2 separate regions of the Homo sapiens genome follow, and region 1 is linked to region 2. Evidence: read pairs that join two places in POLR2A ChIA-PET (ENCODE). Cell type or tissue: MCF 10A. All regions are shown on one strand.

What was found. ChIA-PET counts read pairs that join two places held together with the same protein. Peaks named below come from ENCODE experiments on the same cell type or tissue, not always from the same donor. Only the 100,000 strongest peaks of a DNase experiment are listed, where the experiment ranks them.
Region 1: POLR2A ChIA-PET joins it to region 2 with 6 read pairs; 2 of 35 experiments call an interaction of 5 or more read pairs at or near these places.

What each region holds. Positions count from the first base shown.
Region 1 is chr1:99,737,809-99,740,308 of GRCh38, reverse strand. It overlaps FRRS1 (ferric chelate reductase 1), which reads left to right. Exons shown (of 17, transcript NM_001361041.2): 7 at 2,041-2,223. Among named protein-coding and RNA genes, the nearest start is that of FRRS1, 28 kb to the left of the region's middle. In MCF 10A, no CTCF peak of the experiment used is centred here; no DNase peak of the experiment used is centred here.
Region 2 is chr1:99,579,504-99,582,003 of GRCh38, reverse strand. No RefSeq gene overlaps it. Among named protein-coding and RNA genes, the nearest start is that of PALMD, 65 kb to the left of the region's middle. In MCF 10A, no CTCF peak of the experiment used is centred here; a DNase peak (open chromatin) is centred at 1,393.

The sequences.
Region 1 (2,500 bases), 160 kb before region 2:
GGTTTGGTCATGACATTCACCTGTAGTCTTTACTGGTGGTGGATATGTTTTCATTTGAAAATAAATCTGATGAAGCAATAGTTTTTTTTTCTTTCTTTTAAACACAGCCAGATATCAAAAGAAGAGCTTAAGTTAAATTTAGACAAGATTTGGAGGAGATTCTTGAAATGGTGATAATAACTCTTAGATCTCATTTCATTAAGGTCAGAGAGTCCTAGGGAATTGTATATGCTGAACAACAGAAAATGTCTTGTAAATTCATCAGTTAGAATTTCATCTAGGCCCTCTGATTTAAAAGATTTATGATTGACAAGACGTATCTTGGAAAGTGTTATGCATATTAGAAACATAAGGAAGAAGGGTTTTACTGCAGGAAATTCTGATAAGTTAGACTTCTCAATTCAGAAGTGGATACAATAAAAAAAAAACGTGTTGAGAAAGGTTGTTTCAGTTGAAAGAACAAACGTGGGCCTAAATACTGACTTGCCTAATTTTCGTGTGTCTTTGGGCAAATTACTTAATTTTCAGTCTCAGTTTCCTCACCTATAGAAAGAGATGTAATAATATTTAGCTCTTAGTATCACTGTAAGAATTAAAATAATGAATGTAAGTTTTCTATAACTGTGTCTTGCATTTAATAGATATTCAGTAAACATTAGTTCCTTTTCTTTTTCCTTCTTTTTATTATCCTTCTGTACCTTTTTATTCACATAGAGAAGACAAAGTAATGCGCTTTGCTCCTTATTTTGTTTTCCTTCTCTTCAACGTCTTATAGCATATGGGCACTATATTTGATTACATTATTATGATTGTTGCACTTTCGTTTGACCATACAATTAGATCTGTTATTTGTACTAGCTCTCAGTTTAGGCTTAATCCTTATTTAATTAAAAGCTGCTTTAGGGAAATACACAGTCAGTTTGGACCTGAGCTTCCCAGTAGGAATCTGTTGACAATATTGTTGTCTTTCCGTATATTCAATCAAAGGCTCTTGTTGGAACTTTTATTGTGTCTTTGTGCCATGTTTATAATCTCTAATTATAGGGAGGTTCATTCAGAGTCAAAGGTTTATAGCATTTTTAGAGCTCGAAGATACCTCAGGGTCTATTTCTTACAGTTTTCTTGTTGTGTAGTTGAAGGTTCAGGGATCCTGAGAGAACAAGTCCTTTGGCAAACATGATGTAGGGAAGGGGAGAGCAGAGACCAAAGTCCAAGTTTCTTAATTCCCCAGTGGCTTGTTCTCTTCACCCTAGTATGATCTGTCTTTACATTTCCATGAACTCTAGTTACATAATGTTTAGCTCTCTTCTGAAATTTACTGTCACAGCATTCGAACAAAGTCTGCTCATTTATCAGATTATACAGCTGATTTTTTTTTCTAAGACTCTTCGTCTTATATTCCTTATCAAGAAGCTCGGGATTAAGTCATCCGATTGTTGCTTATTTCTCCCCCCAATAAATCACTATGGTTATTTGGAATGCTGGTAAATTGGGGCGACCATTTTTTTCTTATGTCATTTTAGTACGAAATTTGAATCAGAATTCTAGAAGCAGAATCCACAACCTAAATATAATAGCTTTCTAAGTATTTATTTGTTTGCTTTTTAAATCTTCATCTCTGAGAACTAGAGGATACCCTTTAGGCAGGAACGTTAGTGTCATTTAAGTCTTAGGGACTGAAATATTAACTCAAAAATTTCTCAAAACCTATCAGAAACTTTGCTCCAAAACTTACTTAATGTGAAATGTTTTGTGTATTACAGGAGCTTTAATACCCTTGCACAATTACAGCCCAACAAGTGTATGTTTTCCAAATTTTAATTAAAATTAATTAAGTTTAAAAGTTCATAACCTAACTACTGCTCCGATCATTTTTAATTTGGGATGTGTCTTTTGTTTCCTTATTTGAATGCTTATTATGGAAAGGTATTCTCATTAATTTGGGAGCTACCCGTACTTGAAGGTAGTTATTCTTCTGTCATTGCCAATGAACTGCTTGTTTGATAATTAAGATTTTTTTTTCCTCTGTCATTTTTCTAGTTCAGTGCCTCAGATTGTGGGAACAAGAAGTTCTGTATTAGGAGTCCTTTGAACTGTGACCCAGAGAAGGAGGCTTCCTGTGTCTTCTTGTCCTTCACAAGAGATGACCAATCGGTGATGGTTGAAATGAGCGGCCCCAGTAAAGGCTATTTATCCTTTGCATTGTCTCATGATCAGTGGATGGTTGGTACCTCTCACTTACATAAGTGGTAACAAAAGGAGAATCACGGCTAGGCATGGTGGCTCATGCCTGTAATCCCAGCACTTTGGGAGGCCGAGGCAGGTGGATCACGAGGTCGGGAGTTCAAGACCAGCCTGGCCGAGATGGTGAAACCCCACCTCTACTAAAAATACAAAAATTAGCCTAGCGTCGTGGCGGGCGCTTGTAATCCCGGCTGCACGGGAGGCTGAGGCAGGAGAATCACTTGAACCTGGGAGGTGGAGGTTGCAGTGAGCCAAG
Region 2 (2,500 bases):
GTCTTTCAGGGTTTTTATAGTTTTGGGTTTTACATTAAAGTCTTTAATCTGTCTTGAGTTGATTTTTGTACATGGTGTAAGGAAGAGGTCCAGCTTCAGTCTTCTACATATGACTAGCCAGTTATCCCAGCACCATTTATTGAATAGGAATCTTTTCCCCATTGCTTGTTTTTGTCAGCTTTGTCAAAGGTCAGATAGTCATAGGTGTGTGGCCTTGTTTCTAGGCTCTCTATTCTGTTCCTTTGGTCTATGTGCCTGTTTTTGTACCAGTACCATGTTGTTTTGGTTACTGTAGCCCTGTAATGTGATGCCTTCTGGTTTGTTCTTTTTGCTTAGGATTGCCTTGTCTATTTGGGCTCTTGTTTAGTTCCATATCAATTTTAAAATAGTTTATTCTAGTTCTGTGAAGAATGTCATTAGTTGTTAGACAGGAATAGCATTGAATCTGTAAAGTGCTTTGGGCAGTGTAGCCATTTTAGTGATATTGATTCTTCCTATCTATGAGCATTGGATGCTTTACAATTTGTTTGTGACTTCCTGACTTTTTCTACAAAGCAAAATACTATAAATTAATCCTTTAAGCTCAATCTCCTTCATGAAGCATTCCCCCAGCACTTCCGCCTCACTTGTATCTTTTCTTTCTTAAAATTCTTATCACTCATATTACTAAGACCTATGCCATTGTATTTAATTTATCACCACTTACTGTTCTCACATGGCTCTGGGTATGGTCTTGTCTCCTTAATAGAATTTTAGGTACTTTCAGGGGGAGGGATCATACCTTATACCACATCTGTACGATCTTGAGATTCTAGATGGTTTTGGGCAAAGAGATGGTAGTTGAAAACAACTATTGATTTTACTTTGTATTTAGAGGGCATTAAAATAATATTCTTCCACTGGAATGAATCAAAAGGACATCTCATGAGATGTCACTGATAGCTCTGGGTTGGGTGCAGAGAGAGATGATCTCTGGGTTTCATGAGCACCAGAAGAGATTCTGGTATGTATTGCATGTGCACAGGATATGCAAGGTGCCCAGTGTACATTCAGTCAAGCTATCTGTTTTAAACAAACCAAATTATCATATGTCTTCTGCTTTGTCCCTGCCTATTGCTGGTCCAAAGCCAGTGGGATATGGCTGGAAAGGTGGGGAAGACTCAGATGCCTGGCTGTATGGTATGCATCATTAATAGGGCTCTTTCTTTCCAATAGCTCCCAGCTTTCTTGGTAGGTCAAGGGCGGGGCCTGGTCTAGAACAGAAGGTTGACAGACAACAGAACACTGTGCTTAAGCAGGACTGAGAGAATGGAAAAACTGATCCACAGGAGATCCGCCCTGCCAGTTCAGCGGCAGTTGGAGGAAGTGCTTTCAAAACATAATGTGTGGAGGCTGGCAGACCAGCACAGAGAGACATGCCAGCACTTGCAAGCTCCCTATCTGAGACAGGGTGGATTCCACATGGCTAAATCATAGCGTTCGAATGCTATCGTACCTCCCAACTATCTTCTGTATCACTGCCAATCTTTTAGTAGGAACCTGACTGACACTGTTTAGGCAGAGACCAAAGGAAGAAAAACAGTTGAGGTGTACAGAGAGTGATAGAATAGACTGGCTTATAGCTTGCACTTCAAAGAAATATATAACAAAATATCTTATTTTATGCTAGTTTTCCTATCCTTCATGGACCCTAATTCAAGCAATGAATTCCATGAATGCAGCTAGATTATAGAAGTTAAGCACTTCAGTTTCACAGTTTCCATACTTGCTTACATCATTAAACACGTTAGTAGAATATGGCAACCTTTCTAGTGCCGTCTGCTTCGGTTTCATAGATCACATGCTCAATAATAGATCTCTAAATGACCACAGCTCACAGTGGCTATCCTATGGAAGGGAATGGCCTGGTTTTTCTTGATTGGGAAATACACTTGTTTAACCAGATGACTTCATTCTTATTCTAGTAACTGGGAAAAAATACAACAAAAGAATAATAAATTCAAGAATGATGCCTGTTCCCCGGGGAACTGGTGGATAAGGGGGAGAATGGTGGTGTTGGAGGGACAGATTATGACCTGTTGGAATGAGAAGAAATACAATTGTGATTAACACTTACAGAATGGTGTTTAACCTTAGGCCTAAAGTAGCTGGCTCAAAAGAAAACAAATTCGTTGATGTGAAAACACTGAGATTATTGACTTTTGGTTGAGAGAGGAAAATGGAGCCATTGTGATGTGGAAATAGCTAACACATTGTTTATTCTGCCTGGTTCATGGAAATCTATTTTTCACAGTACTTTATTCAAGTACTTTGATTTCAAGTACTTCCATTAAAAAAAAGGAAAGAGCCTTAAACTTCATTTTGTAGGAATAGGAATATGCCTTCCCTCACCTCAGTTCTGCCAAATACGTACAAAGACTCCAGACTCACAGCTACCACGTAGTGATGGGAAAATCCTTATGGATAAGCCTGAGTGGAAAAGGAAGACCAATTTTTCAAA